Linked DNA regions of Homo sapiens: all the other regions are linked to region 3. A link is a loop called in an ENCODE intact Hi-C map of the cell type or tissue named here. Cell type or tissue: mammary epithelial cell. All regions are shown on one strand.

Region 1 (2,500 bases), 140 kb after region 3:
GCAAAGTAGGTTCTGGGAAGCCTGACTGAAAACAGAGCTGCTTTGGAATTGCCTTGTGAATCTCTGGAACTATTTACACCTTCACTTCTGTGATAAAAAGGGATGCCGCTGTGTTGAAGGGAAAGGGTTAGAGGTTTTGCCAGGGGCCTTGTGGCTTGGAGACAGATGCCTTATTAAAACATACATGCAGGGCTGAGCACAGTGGCTCACGCCTGTAATCCCAGCACTTTGGGAGGCCGAGGCAGGCAGATCACCTAAGGTCAGAAGTTTGAGATCAGCCTGGCCAACCTGGTGAAACCCCGTCTCTACTAACAATACAAAAATTAGCCAGGCATGATGATGGGCACCTGTAATCCAAGCTACTAGGGAGGCTGAGGCAGGAGAAACACTTGAAGCCAGGAGGCGGAGATTGCAGTGGGACGAGATCATACCATTGTACTCCAACCTGGGTGACAAGACTGAAACTCTGTCTCAAAAAAAAAACAAAGAACAAAAACAACAACAACAAAAAAACCACACACACATGCACACCCATTCTGCTTCAGCTGCCTTTAAAAAAAGAAGCATATATAGTTGTTATATTATTAGAAAATGAAAGGATTAGCAGCCTCATTGGGGAACACAATGGTTTCACTCCAAGTTGGCTTTACTGTAGGCACTGGAGATGCAAATGAATACTGTGAGATAAAGAGTTGGAGATATTTGAGTTATATCAGAATTGCAAAGATTAAAAACTGTTAGTGGCTATGAAGAACTTGTCTGTCCTTCAGAAGCCCTGAGTTTCTTCAGCTAAGTATTCAGAAAAAGAAGCGGTCTTTAATGTTAGCTTGAAATTGTTGAATTTCCTCCCATTATGGTACTTACAGTATACTTGGCATATACAGAGTTGGTGCTTCTTTGAAACATGTACAAGTCTTGCAGATTCCTGTCCACTCATCAACTTACTATTCTTCCCAGCTTTCTGCATCCCAGGAACCTGCAGGGTTTTAGGTGAACACGGGAGCACACCTGACAGTGATATGGTACCACATCAACAGTGTTTCTCATCACATAGCCTGCCGCTGATTTCCTTCCCATCATAGTGAGTAATAGATGACTCAGTCGGGATGTCAGAAAGGTGCTGGGCATTTGCTTACTTATAAAAGGCATGTTGAAATGTTATATTTTTAGATGCTTAACATATTTGTGCAAATACCAGAAAATACAAACTTAGAGCTACAATCCGACTGTCAGGCTAATTCCATGATTAGGTAGTTTAAGGGATGCCATGAGAAGAATAATTAAAACAATTTTTAAAAAAAGCCTGAAGCTATATTCAAGGAAAAGAAAAGGCTTTGCTCATGATCCTCCATGGTTCTGTTAGTTTTTCTGACATGGTCAACTGATCTCTACACCCAACAAGCCAAACACAGGCACCACATGCCCATGATCACACAGAATGTGCCCAGCACTGCACCAGGTGTGAGGACAGAACTGAGTGGGACCCAGTCCACAGCATCTGGTCTGCCTCCAATGGTGCCTTCTTACAATGTTCTGCAAAGTGTATTATTTCCCAAGAATTATAGGGTCAGTTCACTTGAAGAGTCTGGGCATGAAAAGAAAGAAGGGACATGGTTGCTATGTTACTTTACCAAACTTCTTTCCAGTCACCACAAAACTCGGATGAATGCCATTGTCTATTTCTTTATCCAGTTGAAATTGGGCTTTATGCATGTCATAGCTTCCAGATGAATCAAATCTTCAAAGGAACATGCCATTCCACAGAAGTATGCATGGCCTATCATGGAGTTCTTAGTGCCATTTTTCTTATCCTGTTTCCCATTTTCCATTTTGGACCAGAACAAAAGCTCTAATAAATATGCAACACTCAGTGGCATCAGAGATACATTTTAGTATTACAAAATTAGTAGGGCCTTGTCACACATTTTTTTATAGGGCCCTTCACATGAAGTGTTATGCTTCAAAATTAAATGAATCTCTTATATTCTGCAAGGCAGGGAGCAAGCACAGAGGGTAAGAACTCTGGGACAGTGACAGAGGCACTGGTCTATCTCCAGCTGATTCTGTGTTTCTACAGTGAATGACCTTAGAATGGGATGGGTCCTAGACTGAGTCAGTATACCTATCCATAAAATGAGATAAATGTATTTTCTACTCACCTAGGTACACTGTTGTTATGAAGGTAAATTTGATTTTATTAATGCTTTTACTACTTGGTAAAGAACTGCTTTATATACCATGGACTTCATGTTTTAGCATTCCCCCTTTCTAAGATTCTGTTTTGAAAATGATAAGGCAAATACCAAGCACTAGAAACCTCTAATATATGATGTTACACGAAGCACTGCCATTTGTTTTCTTTTTCTAGGCCAAATAAAACTAGAAAGCAAACCACAACAGTTCACTCATGCTGCAAACTTTTGGATTGCAGCCTAGATTAAAAACAATAACAACAAACAAAAAGTGTACAGTTTCCCCAGCTACAGAAATTTGTTTTATG
Region 2 (2,500 bases), 91 kb after region 3:
GATGAGTTATATTTGGAAATAACTTTGAAGAACAAAGGAAGTAGTGTGATAAAAATATGTAAAGAGACGGTTTCAGGTAGGTTAGATAAGCTCCATGGAAAGCATTGGGTAAACACTTTCATAACAGGGGGTACCAGGGTAGAAGGAACTGCAGGAGGAGAGAGCAGCATACTGGGAACATCCTGATGGCAGCGACTGGCTTGTTCATTTTTGTATCCTGGGCCTAGCACAGTGTCCCAAACATGGTTGGCATTTGGTAAACCTACTGTCATTGAATGAATGTTAAATGAGGCTGCACATGTTTTTTGTTGTTGTTGTTGTTGTTTTTAATATTAAGTCATTTCCTGGTGGGAAACAACATATTAGATAGCAAGTAACTTTCTCCCTCAGCTCTCCCCTCTGACAAAGGGCAAGCTGGCTTACGCATTTCTAGAGATAAATGGGGACCTCCTTTCAGGGGACCTAGAAGGATTTGCGGTAACTCATTTGCATCCCAGAGGAAAACTCCAAACTGGGCCTATATAGCTGCTCACATGAGAACTTTCCAAAGTTCTTTCCTCCAGGAACCTGTTGTCTAACATTACTGACAAGAGATATGGAATCAGGTGAGAGATTGCCAAATCAGCCTCAGCTATGCCTTTTTGATCAATTTAATCAACACATTCCAAAGCAATGGTATCTGCATACTGAAGAAATAGTCTATAGCAGTATCAAGAAGTCACAGACATACATGGCTATAGCTAAGCAGGATACAGGATCAGTGCATTTTCTTTGAAGTGCTGGAGAAGTAACTCCAGAGCAGGGCCATGCAGACTGCTCACCAGGCTCTGCACAGCTGAGACTTTGTACCTTACTGTTGCATGTTTTTTCTGTGAAGGTATTAGCTTAATTAAGGCAGAGACCCAGTGTCAATGATAACCAAATAACTAACAGAACAGAAACATTGTTTCAAGGCTGTGTCACTGGACAACTGGGATTTTTGTGTATTGGAGGAGGCGGGAAACATTGAGGAGCCTTTTTAGAAACCTCTAAAAGGCCAATACAAGAAACAAAAGAAGTAAACAGGTTTCGGTTACTTTTTTTCTTATTTGGATAACAAAAAGAGCTTATATGGTTCAGAGACTCTCTCATTCCTGTGGTGTGAATAGGGAGGGGCATGTTGTATTAGAAACTGCAGTACTCGCCACCACCACTTCTATTACTACTAGTGTAACCATCAGGGTTTTCTGTGCCAGAGACTCCACAGTGCACTTTTCATTTACCTTTACTTATATTTTATTTAAGACAAGCTTACAAGTAGGATGCTATTTCTTCTCCTTTCTAGAGATGAGGAGACTGAGGACCAGTAAGATTAAATATTCCAGCAAGGTCTCTCATAGAGCAAAAATTCTCAACCTTGGCAGTAATGACACTTGGGATTAAATGGTTGTTGTTTTTGTGAGGTGAGGGGCTGTCCTGTGCATTGTAGGATGTTTAGAATCCCTGGCTTCTGTCTATGCTAGTAGAATACCCATCAAGTATGACAACCAAAAATATCTCAAGACATTGCCAAATGTCCTGGGTAGGGGCGCAAAATTGCTCCAGTTAAGAATCATTACTCATTGTAGAGTAAGTGGCTGACCTGGGCTTTAAGTTCCAATCTTTTTTCTTGGCTTAGCTAGAAACTAAAGTAACATGTGGATGGTGTAAATAGCAGCACCCATGTGAAGAGACTGCCTTGCATGGCAGCAGAATGACCCTGATCTACTTTAGTTGTCACAGTAGTTAATGTCATTTCAAAATAAGGGAATATGTAGTAATAAGAGCTAACATTTATTGAGTGCTTACTATGTTCCAAGAATTGTGCCAAGCACTTACTATACTCATGTGCTCATTTGATTATCTCCATACCTTGTGAAGAATGATAAGCCAGCAGCCTCAGTAGATAATAAATAGATTCAGAAAAGAAAATTTTGCCACTGCAGCAGCAGGAGGACATTCTGTAATGACTAATAGTTTTTCAAAGTTCAATTCTGGAGTCCTTGTGAGATATCAGATTTTAGTGACATTTGAGGTTCCAATTATCCCCAACTTGCTCTGTCAAAGGATTGTTTTGAGCGATTTTCATGGAGTATATCAATTAGTTAATATGATCACACATTCTTTTTAGTACCAAGTGCTCTCCTGGTGTGGAATTGCAGGTCACTCCCTGTTTGGGGAAATACATGGAGGCTTCTGGGAAAATGGGATTCATTCAGAGCTGGGTTCTCGCATTTCTCAGACTCTTTGTTCCTTAATACTGTCTCCCCTAAAACGCCAAGGGTTTTGAAAGTGATTTTTAAATCAAAGTCCCAGTCTCAGGAAAAAAATATCATGAACTCATTAGTTTGAGTTAAACCAATGGCTTCATAGTGAACATTTTAGGGGGAGAAATTAAAGAATAATGCCAGCAGAAGACAGCTTAGGCATCTGCACCACACTGCCAGTAAATGACAGGCTGGCCCAGAAGCTGATCTAATAA
Region 3 (2,500 bases):
ATAGTCCTCCAGGGCAGACACCAAGTCCAGGCTGCCCCCCGGCGACGATGAAGATTTGCACTCGGAGCAAGGGGTCACTTTGGTGGAGTTGGACTGTGAACTGGCGCGGCTGCTGCTGCTGCTGCTGCCGGCGTCACTGCCTAGATCCATCCCATCCTCTCGGTAATCCTAGGGGGAGGAGGTAGAGAGTGAGCTGCTGGGCCAAGCCTGCTCCAGCCTCCCGCCACCCGCCCCAAATGCCCCGGCTCAGTGCCCCGCACCCTGCGCCCGCTGGGTCAGAGGTGCGTCCCCCAAGGAGGCCTGGGGGCGGGAGCCAGCACCAGCCTGAGGCTTCCCTCCTGCCCGCCTTTCCTCTCGCACAACCAGACTTCCTGCCGGTAACTAACCCTCAAATTAGCAAAGGGGTGCCCAGCCACCAGCGCGCACACTTTTCATACAAGGGGCCCCGCGGCGCGCGCAGACTTTGTATTAACCATTTTGCGCCAGGCGCGCCCCTTTACCCCGCCCCAAGGATTCTCCGAGAACCAGACACTTTCCCAGGAAATTATAATTCCCTGGGGGCGGGAACTGAGAAGGGGGTGGGCGGCTACTAATTTCGCATCTCGCTCTAGGCGCTGAGACCACCCCCCGCCCCGGCCCGGCCCGGCCCGGCCCCGCCCCGCCCCGCCCCTTCCCCGCCCGCGGCTGGGAGCCCGGGTCCGCGCGCGAGCTGAGCTTTACTTTGTAAGGAACCGCTGGCAGTCGGAGGTCTCACTCCCGCCTCCGCGTCTCCCTGGCCGGCCCCTCCTCCCACCCGCCGGAAGGCTCGGGGTGGGGGGCGCTCTCGGCCCACGCCGGGCAGGGTGGTCCCCCGCCTCCCCAAAAGGTGTGCCTGGCCGGGGCGCGGCGGCAAGTCGCTGCAGGCGCCGTCACCGCCCTAGGGGAGGGAGGACGCGCCCTCCTGGCGGTGGAGCCGGTCCCGCCACCGAGCATGCCCAGAGGCTGCCGGGCGCGGCGCAGTCCGCAGTCCCGGTTTTCGCGGCGGCAGGCTGGAGCAGGAGGCAGGCTGGGATGGGGTTGGAGGGGCCAAGATAGGCCCAAAAGAAGGGGGCACTGGGCGTTAGGGGCGCAGGTCCAGCCAGTTAGCAAGGGCGGCGCGCTGGGAAGAGTGGTGTATTTTCACGCCGACACCCGTATTTTCTTGGCTTGCCTCAAGCCGTCTCTGCGTGACTCGTTACCCCGCCGAAGCCACCCGGCATCCCAAAGCACGAGCCTGGCGCCTCCTATTCCACGCGGAAGTGCCCGAGTGACCCTGTGAAGGACCTCCCTCCCCTCACACACGCACATACACAAGCCCATGTGGGAGCCCGAGTGACGTGTGCTCGGTGGTCATGCACCATCATTTCCCTTCCACCTTCCTCCTCGCCGCTTCCTCTCCCTCCACCGCGCAGCTCCAGCCGCCTTGCCGCCGCCGCATCCCCTTCCAAGTTCAGGCTGTGGGTGGAACCTGTTGCTTTAGCTCACGTTTCCCTTCCCCTCCGGGCTGCACGCTGAGGATGACCTCAGCGAGGTGTGTGTAAGGGGAATGGAGGGTAAGTGCGAGAAAGGACTCCTGCCTGGCAAGGAGACAGGGGAAGCGGGTAGGGGCGAATGTTCTAAAGGGTTGGGCGAGCCACCAGAGACTCTTTCCGCCACCTCCAATCAAGGGGACCTTAAAGGAGGGGAAGAGGTAGATATCAGGTGAGGGTGCCCTTGGCACATCCGCTGCCTTTGCTTCCTTAGATATTTCAGGTACCTGAGTCAAACCTATGCTGGCGTTTTCAAAAACGTACGGGCTGCCTGAGTCTGGCAGCTAATCTCCTTTGGAAGAAGGTTCTATTAAATGAAAAATACCAACACTTGGAAAAACATAGATGCATCACAGAGCGCCTACTAAGGATTTCCTGTGAACCAACCATTCTGACCTGTAAGAACTGGGAAACTAGGAAATGCCCTTTTCTCTGTGGTGATTGTGAAAAATATTACTTAATTTTATAACAAATCGGAGAGAACCAATTTCTCTGAACTTCCAGATTTGGGCCTGTTGCTAATTGTTCCCAGTGAATTCTAGCCTGGACCAAATGAATTCCCTGGCGTGGCACAGTCCAGATGGAAGAAGAGGGGAATGCATGGGATTCCTAAGTAGGGAGTGGCTGCCACCCTGAGGATTCTTCTAAGCCCTAGTGGGATGTGGTGCTGAGATCCTTTTTGAAGTGATTTCTGTGAGGCACGACTCTCCTGTGCTAGGTAGACCTGAGCCAGGGAAGGTAATCTAACCTTTCAACTCCTCTGGAAGCAGCAATCTTAGGAATAACTGGAAAAGGGGCCTTCCGGTCTGGCCAGCTGTTTTGTAAAACGGTACTGATGATTATTTAAATTGTCTTTTATGGTAACATCTGTAAACAGCCTGTCTTGTGCTCCAAATACGGTTTGATTTTGAGATTGCTGTGGAGCCCTGCCTGCCACTCCAGCGGGGTGGAGG

Evidence for each region. Hi-C counts contacts between places; a loop is a spot of excess contacts. Peaks named below come from ENCODE experiments on the same cell type or tissue, not always from the same donor. Only the 100,000 strongest peaks of a DNase experiment are listed, where the experiment ranks them.
Region 1: it touches region 3 in a loop (7-fold over the local background); 31 of 110 quality-filtered maps call a loop at or near these places.
Region 2: it touches region 3 in a loop (2.5-fold over the local background); 7 of 110 quality-filtered maps call a loop at or near these places.

What each region holds. Positions count from the first base shown.
Region 1 is chr3:159,619,656-159,622,155 of GRCh38, reverse strand. All of the region lies in intron 4 of IQCJ-SCHIP1 (IQCJ-SCHIP1 readthrough), which reads right to left. The region is part of intron 1 of SCHIP1 (schwannomin interacting protein 1); the gene reads right to left. Among named protein-coding and RNA genes, the nearest start is that of IQCJ-SCHIP1-AS1, 150 kb to the left of the region's middle. In mammary epithelial cell, no CTCF peak of the experiment used is centred here; a DNase peak (open chromatin) is centred at 1,055.
Region 2 is chr3:159,671,606-159,674,105 of GRCh38, reverse strand. The region is part of intron 4 of IQCJ-SCHIP1 (IQCJ-SCHIP1 readthrough); the gene reads right to left. The region is part of intron 1 of SCHIP1 (schwannomin interacting protein 1); the gene reads right to left. Among named protein-coding and RNA genes, the nearest start is that of IQCJ-SCHIP1-AS1, 96 kb to the left of the region's middle. In mammary epithelial cell, a CTCF peak has its summit at 1,185; no DNase peak of the experiment used is centred here.
Region 3 is chr3:159,762,111-159,764,610 of GRCh38, reverse strand. All of the region lies in intron 4 of IQCJ-SCHIP1 (IQCJ-SCHIP1 readthrough), which reads right to left. It overlaps SCHIP1 (schwannomin interacting protein 1), which reads right to left. Exons shown (of 8, transcript NM_014575.4): 2 at 1-168. Among named protein-coding and RNA genes, the nearest start is that of IQCJ-SCHIP1-AS1, 5.3 kb to the left of the region's middle. RefSeq lists an enhancer at 1-519 and silencers at 618-697, 808-1,027. In mammary epithelial cell, CTCF peaks have their summits at 998 and 2,176; DNase peaks (open chromatin) are centred at 350, 850 and 1,420; H3K4me3 peaks cover 1,771 bases; H3K27ac peaks cover 2,376 bases.